Regions from separate parts of the Homo sapiens genome. Here region 2 is linked to region 1. Evidence: read pairs that join two places in POLR2A ChIA-PET (ENCODE). Cell type or tissue: OCI-LY7. All regions are shown on one strand.

The links. Peaks named below come from ENCODE experiments on the same cell type or tissue, not always from the same donor. Only the 100,000 strongest peaks of a DNase experiment are listed, where the experiment ranks them.
Region 2: POLR2A ChIA-PET joins it to region 1 with 11 read pairs; 5 of 35 experiments call an interaction of 5 or more read pairs at or near these places.

What each region holds. Positions count from the first base shown.
Region 1 is chr10:5,657,680-5,661,679 of GRCh38, forward strand. All of the region lies in intron 1 of ASB13 (ankyrin repeat and SOCS box containing 13), which reads right to left. Among named protein-coding and RNA genes, the nearest start is that of ASB13, 6.9 kb to the right of the region's middle. RefSeq lists an enhancer at 3,329-4,000. In OCI-LY7, no CTCF peak of the experiment used is centred here; DNase peaks (open chromatin) are centred at 1,662, 2,362, 2,912 and 3,202; H3K4me3 peaks cover 3,485 bases; H3K27ac peaks cover 4,000 bases.
Region 2 is chr10:5,838,841-5,842,840 of GRCh38, forward strand. No RefSeq gene overlaps it. Among named protein-coding and RNA genes, the nearest start is that of TRV-TAC3-1, 13 kb to the right of the region's middle. RefSeq lists enhancers at 1,184-1,483, 1,694-1,873, 2,154-2,203. In OCI-LY7, no CTCF peak of the experiment used is centred here; DNase peaks (open chromatin) are centred at 1,611 and 2,291; H3K4me3 peaks cover 2,223 bases; H3K27ac peaks cover 3,035 bases.

The DNA.
Region 1 (4,000 bases):
AAGAATTGAAAGCAGGGTCTTGAGGAGAGATTCATTTGTACACCCACATTCATAGCAGCATTATTCTCAACAATCCAAGTGTCCAGTGGAATATTATTCAGCGTTGGGAATGAAGGAAATCCTGTCCCATGCTACAACATGGATGAACCTTGAGGACATTATGCTGAGTCAAACAAGCCATTTCTAGGCCAGGCACGCTGGCTCACACCTGTAATCCCAGCACTTTGGGAGGCCGAGGCGGGCAGATCACTTGAGGTTAGGAGTTCGAGACCAGCATGGCCAACATGGGGAAACCCTGTCTCTACTAAGAATACAAAAATTAGCCAGGCATGGTGGCTGTAATCCATGGTGCTTCAGTAGTGCCAGCTACTCAGAGGCTGAGGCACGAGAATCGCATGAACCCAGGAGACAGAGGTTGCAGTGAACTGAGATCACACCACTGCACTCCAGCCTGGGTGACAGAGAGAGACTCTGTCTCAAAAATAAATAAATAAATACGCTATTTCTGGCCAGGTGCAGTGGCTCAAAACTCTAATCCCAGCACTTTGGGAGGCCGAGGCAGGCAATATGGTGAAACCCCATCTCTACTAAAATTACAAAAATTAGCTGGGCATGGTGGCCCATGCCTATAATCCCAGCTACTATGGAGGCTAAGGCAGGAGAATCACTTGAACCCAGGAGGTGGAGGTTGCAGTGAGCCAAAATCGTGCCATTGCACTACGGCCTGGGTGACTTTGTCTGAAAAAAAAAAAAAAAACAAAACCAAATAAGCCATTTCTGAAAAGCCAAATACTGTATGATTCCACTTATGTGAGGTCCCTCGAGTAGTCAAATTCATGGAGATGGAAAGTAGAAAGGTAGTTGCCAGGGGCTTGGGGGAGGAGAAATGGGGAGTTAGTGTTTCATGGGGACAGAATTTCAGTTTTACAGGATGAAAAAGTTCTAGAGATCTGTTACACAAAAATGTAAATGTACTCAACCCTACTGAAGTGGACACTTGAAATGGCTAAGGTGGTAACTTTTGTGTTCTGTGCTCTCTACTACAATTAAAAATAGAAAAAAAAAATTTTTAAGTAACCAGAAGCTGGAGGACCTAGAGCATGGGGGGACTGTCACCCGCAGGCTGTCCTCATAGGAGATTTACAGTGGGGAAGGGAGGGATAGAAGGCTAGAGGACAGCAGGTGCCTGGGGTGCACCTCGTCACCTTTCCTGACACCCCCAAACCACCGATGGCCCTTCCAGGGGGCGAAGAGACCCACTCTCTTCATAAACATCAGCCCCCAGCACCCACCACCACAGAGCAATGTGACTCAGCCCTGCAATGGCAGGGTCAGTGTCCCAGGTGAAAAGAATCGGGAAGGACAGCTTATGGTCACGGACCTTAAATGGATGAGGAGTGAGCACAGGAAATGCTGTCTGTTAGTGAATGGACTGGCCAGGATGGATTGCAGGCTGCTTCCAGCCCCTGTGCCAGGCTCCCTGTGGTGGCAAGACGCCCCCCCTCCCCAATCCCTGCACCCTCTCCCTTGGCGGAGCACCGCCTTGGAAACCCGAGACTCCATGCCGTGCTGGCGAGTTCCCTCCGGGACTCACGTTCTGCCCCTAAATCCCACCCACTGCTGCCACATAATAGGTTGCCCCCTCCCTAATGCAGATGATTGACAAGCCAGTCTGACAGGGCCTGCTCACAAGGGCTCCCTCCTCCAGGGTGGAACCCAGGCAAGGAACAAGGTCCACGACCATGCAGTCACAGGCCCTGTCCCCAGGCTCCCCGTCATGCACACAGCCGTGTCCAGTGACACCAAACTCTACCGACTCACACAGAGTCCAGTGGCTGCAAGTCCCATGCTTTGCGTATGCTGTTCCTTCCCCTGCCTGGAAAGCTCTTCTCAGCCCCATTCCCCACCTTGCTTCCGGCTGAAATTCCTCGACTGAGGGGACCCCTGCTCCTTCAGGAAGCCTCCCGAGCATGCAGCCCACCCCCCCACGCCATCTCCACACTATTGCCCCACCACCAGCTGATCAGCATTCTCCCTTCCCTGGGCCTTCCCTAAGGCCATCCCCTGTCACCTTGGGAATAGTACCACAGCTAGCCAGCCTCCCCACACAGGCTGCTCGTGCAGGTATCTGAATGAATAAGCACTCCCCAGACGCATCTTCCCCTGCCAGACTGAACTTGGACCCCTGCCGCTAGGTTCTGTCCCCTGCTCCACTTTCCAGCCCAGGACAGTGGCCTGAGACCTAACATGATGCTTGCACACTCTGGCCAAGCGGGGGCTCGTGCATCCATTAAATGAAGAACTTGTGTTGCAACAAGAGCCAAGGCTGCAGCCCTGGTGACTCATGACCCAGTCCTGATGGCTGGATTCTACCCACTTCCTCCTCTGCTTCAGGTCAGGGTCACGGTGTTACACACTATGGCTCCTCCTGTTTACCTGCCGCCTGCAGGCCTGAGCTCATGAATAGCCAAGCAAAAGCCTTTGCCCTGAAAACTAGAGTTTCACAGATGTCACCTATGTATCTACTGCAGACTACGGCAGACGTCACCTTGAGAAGGAATGACACGTGCTTCAGAACGTTCTCTCCACTCTTCCACCCACGATACGACCTTACTGGCTAGGACCGTGTGCCAGGTGTGGACCTTTCTGGACCCCAGCTCCTCTTCCCCTCTCTTGCCCCTTTGCTGGGGCCCCGACACCCTCCCATCTAAGGCTGTGCCCTGCCCCAGGACTGACCTGTCCTTTGAGATTAGGAAGCCCTGGCTGAACAGGTCAAGTGGCTCAGGGTCAGCCTACCCTCAGGGAGCAGACTCTACAGGGGCAAGCTGCAGGAACCACCCTGCTCGTGAGTTCAAAGCTCGTCTCACAGCTTACCCTCTCCAAACCTCGGCCTCCTCTCTCCTCAAATGGGTGCTGTGAAGACTGAAGAAAATCGTGCCTGGCCACCTGTAAATGCTGTGAGTAACAGGCACTGCCATGGCTCCAGGATCATTGCTGTCATTATTACCCTACCAGTCCTGTGGGGAGGGCAGGTGCGGGTTCTACCATCTCATCTTTGTTCCATAGCAAGCCCCCCAATCTTGCATTCCAGCTCCAGTAACTCAATCCTTACCTAAGTCGGGTGACTGATTGAGTCTCTGCCCAATTTTTCTGCTCAGTTCCCGGGCCCTCTGAGACCAGAGCCCCTCCATCGCTCCCTGCCTTGCAAGCCACCCAGCAGTGTGCCGGGCCATCTCGCCAGCTGGCTGCTGCACAGCCAGGTTCTGCTGGCCGGAGACCACCAGCAGCTTGAAAGCAGCCAGGATGTGAGTATTTAGACCAGGGAAAGCAGCAAAGCAGACTTTTATTTTTGTTTCTTTTTCTTTATTTTCCCCCTAGGCAGCTGGTTTGCCAGTATCTCCTCAGTCATCCCAGAGCCAGAGCCCCACTCGTTGGGCCCAAGTGGCAGCTCTGTGCCCAGGCCCGGCCACCCCCTAGAGAGCCTGTGTCTAGGAGGCAGCTGGCCTGCTGGCCCCTGCACACTGCAGAGCTGGGCACCTCCAGAGCCCATCCTCCACACTGCCCTGCCTGCACCCACACTGGCGGGCCTCACTTGACCCACACAGGGACTGCAACCATAAAAGCAGCAGAGCCACTTGCCCCCAACCCCGCCCCGCCGAGCCTGGGGCCTCTCCAGGGTCAGGGCCCACTCCAACAAAGAGCATTCTCAAATGCCACCAGGGACACCTTCCAGACAAAGCTGATCCAGTAGCATGCTGGCTTTGAATCCAGGTCAAATACCCAAGATGCACCTTTTTTCCTATTTTGTTTTCTTATTGTTTATTTATTTATTTTTGAAACAGGGTCTCGCTGTCACCCAAGCTGAAGTGCAGTGGTGTGATCAGGGCTCACTGCAGCCTCAACCTCCTAGGTTCAAGTGATCCTCCCACCTCAGCCTCCCAAGTAGCTGGGACTACAGGCCCATGCACCACCACCACACTGGATAATTTTTGTATTTTCT
Region 2 (4,000 bases), 180 kb after region 1:
AAAATTAGCCGGGCATGGTGGCGGGCGCCTGTAGTCCCAGCTACTCGGGAGGCTGAGGCAGAAGAATGGCGTGAACCCGGGAGGCGGAGCTTGCAGTGAGCCAAGATCGCGCCACTGCACTCTAGCCTGGGTGACAGAGCGAGACTCTGATAAAAAAAGAAAAAAAGGGAATCGAGCATTAAAGTATGCTACATCATGGATGAACCTTTGCAATATTAAAATAACAGAAGCCAGACACAAAAGGTCACATATTGTGTGATTCCATTGATATGAAATGTACGGGATAATTAAATCCATAGAGACAGAAAGCAACTTGGTGGATGTCACAGGGACCTTTGTTTGAATCCCAACTTTGCCATTTATTGGTGGTCTAACCTTGAGCAGGGCATTTAACCTCTCAAGATTCCAGTTTGTTCATCTGGAGAATGGGGATGACCGTCAAGCCCACCTCAGCAGGGCATCGTATGGGAACTCTGAGCTTGGACCCGCTCAGCAGTGTTTTTTTTTTTCTTTTTGAGACGGAGTCTCGCTTTGTCACCCAAGCTGGAGTGCAGTGGCACAATCTCGGCTCACTGCAACCTCTGCCTCCTGGGTTCAAGTGATTCTCCTGCCTCAGCCTCCTGAGTAGCTGGGATTAAAGGCGTGCACCACCACGCCTGGCTAATTTTTGTATTTTTAGTACCGACTGAGTTTCACCATGTTGGCCAGGCTGGTCTTGAACCCCTGACCCTCCTCGGCCTCCTAAAGTGTTGGGATTACAGGCGTGAGCCACGGCGCCCGGCCCCTGCTTAGCACTTCTGTCATAGGCTCCTGTAACACGTGCCATTTCCAGTTGTTTTGTATCTGGATGTCACGTTAGACTGGACCCCATGTTGGCAGGGACTGCAACCGCTGTGTTGACCACTGTGCTTCTGCCCTGAGCACAGTCCCTGGCACGTTGCCGTCACAGTCTGGGAGGGGAGAATGAAGAGTGACTGCACATGGGTGCGGGGTTGTATTTGGGGTGAGGAGAACACTTTGGAGCTAGATAGCGGTGGTGCCTGCAGAACAGTGAATGTTTTAAATGCCACTGAATTATTCCTTTTATTTATTTATTTATTTTAGTTTTTTTTTGAGACAGGGCCTCTCTCTGTCACCCAGGCTGGGAGTGCAGTGGGACAATCATAGCTCATTGCAGCCTCAACCCCCACCAGGCTTAAGCCATCCTCCCACCTCAGCCTCCGGAGTAGCTGGGAACACAGGTGCACACTACCATGCCCGGCTAATTTTGTTTTTCTTTTTTCGGGGACAGGGTCTCACTATGTTGTCCAGGCTGGTCTCGAACTCCTGGGCTCAAACGATCCTCCCACCTCGGTCTCCCAAAGTGCTGGGATTACAGGTGTGAGCCACTGCACCCGGCCCGAATTTTTCACTTTAAATGGTTCATTTTACGTTACTTGAATTTCACCTCGATAAAAAAACAACAAGGCATCTGAAGTTGTCCACAGGCTTCACACAGCACGTGGAAAGGCGGGCCGGGGTGACTCACCCCTCTGGGGGTCAGGAACGCCGTTCTGGATAACTCGCATCCCCCTGGGGATGTGAGTCTGAGCTGCCCCGGCGAGCGCAGCTGTGTGCAGGGCCCGCAGTTCCTGTTTCCGTCGAGCCTACAGCCCAGAGAAGCGTGTGCTTCTCCCCACGGAGGTGGGTCTCCGTTTCAGGGTCAGACCTGAAAGCATCGGTTGCGTTTGCTGGAGTTGTTGTCAGCATGTTTGCCGCTTTGATTTAGAGGCCGGGATAAAGGGCGATTATCAAAGGACTGCATGTTCCCGGCATGGCCACGATGGGCCCCGGCAGTGTCCCTGGAGGCAGCAAGCTCACTGGACAGGAACAGAGGTGCCATTGTGTGTGGCTAAAGCAGCTAGAAAGTCAGTGCTTCTCTGCTGCACTGTGAGGCGGGAAGAAGATGTATTTCCACCTCGCGGGGCACCTCGTGTCCTGTCTGGGGGGTCTGTGGGCACCAGTGTCCACCCAGGTCCTGCTGCAGAAAGTGGGGAGGCCAGTGGCTCTGGGGCCCTCATTTGGATTTTTTGAGAATTCGTGCCTCCACGCTTTGTCCAAAGCTCTCCTGAAAACCCCTTCGAAAGTCAGGCACAGCCTAGTGAAGGTGCTGTTCCCACGGTTCATGTCATGTGGCCCTGGAAGGTCTCACTCGCTGCAGGTGACCGGGGGGCAGGAGGACATACAGAAAGGCTTCAGCCCACGACTGCCCTGGTGACGCGGGTCATGTCCTCACCCTCACGCCCCCTCATTGCCCCTTTATTTCTGGCATTTCCTTCCTCGGTGGGAGGCCCCCTCTCTGGTGCTGCAAATAAACACCAGACCCCGCCCATCAATCACACCTCTTCAGTGACACAATGACACCCTTTCTGTGCATCAGTGCCCTGTGCTGTCAGAGTCTCGTGACACAGATTCAAACTATTTGGGGATTCTATTTTGGCCAAGCACTGGCCAGTTATTTAACAGGTATGGATTATTTTAACCTTTGTAATTACTGCATAAAGCAGGTGTTACTAAATCCATTGTACGAATAAGGGTACTGACTCAGGTTGGGATTGGCCAAGGCAAGAAGCTGATTAGTGGTGGGGCAGGATTCAAATGTCTGAGTTACTGTTTTTTATACTGTAAGTTCAAAAAACAACAATAACAAAACAAAAACCAAAACAAACAAATAAAAATAAATAAGTAAACTGTAAGTTTAATAAGCTGGCCCTATAAGTAAACCAGTTACTGGAGGCATTCTCCCTCCAGAGCGAAAACAAGAGATTTCTGTGGCAGCTGTCGTATATTTGTAGAGATGGGAGTGATTTGGATAGATTGTTTAACGGTAGGCGCGGGGTCTTCACACAGCCCCTAAATCACCAAATGTGACTGCCTGGTCTACATGCACCAGAAGCTGCTATTTGACAGCTTTACTTAGCGAATGGCTTAATCACGGCATTTCCCCCTCGAATTGATGTAAAGGTGACTCCAAGAGCACAAATTCATTGAAAGTGTTTCTGCCACCATCCCCTTCATGTATACATCAAAGAAAATCAAGAGTAGGATGCCCCTGAGGCCATGGCGTGAGCTGGAATGCTCTTCTCCAACTCATGGTGTTGTCTTCTATATTAGTCTGTTCTCTCATTGCTATGAAGAAATACCTGAGACTGCATAATTTATAGAAAACAAGGTTCAATTGGCTCACGGTTCTGCAGGCTGTACAGGTCGCATAGCACCGGCAACAGCTTCTGGGGAGGCTTCCGGGGGCTTCCAATCATGGCGGAAGGCGAAGGGGAGCAGGCGACTGACATGGCGGGAGAGGGAGCGGCGGCGGGGGGCGCATTTTTAAACAACCAGATCTCATGACAACTCACTACTGTGAGGGATCCAACCCCACGACCCAAACACTTCCCACCACGGCCCACCTCCAACATTGGGGATTACAATTCAACATGAGATTTGGTGGGGACACAGACCCAAATTATTTCATCTTTTGTGAAGCCCAACCAGATCCCCCATCCCTGACACGAATTGCTCCTTCTCTGGTATTTCTCTCCTCCATTAGACTGTGAGATCCTTGAGCTCCGGCACTATATTTTAGCTATCCTTTTCAGTGCTCTTTCAGCGAGAAAAACATTAAAGAATGAAGAAAGGGAGGAAAGAGGAAAAGCTTCCAGAGGCTTACAATTCATTATTAACAAGATAATGTGGTGCTGGGCGCGGTGGCTCACGCCTGTAATCCCAGCACTTTGGGAGGCCAAGGCGGGCGGATCACGAGGTCAGGAGTTCAAGACCAGCCTGACCAACATGGCGAAACCCCTGTCTCTACTAAAAATACAAAAATTAGCCCAACATTCCTGGCTAACATGGTGAAACCCCGTCTCTACTAAAAATCCAAAAAAAAATTAGCCGGGCGTGGTGGCGAGCGCCTGTAGTCCCAGCTACTCGGGAGGCTGAGGCAGGAGAATGGCGCGAACCC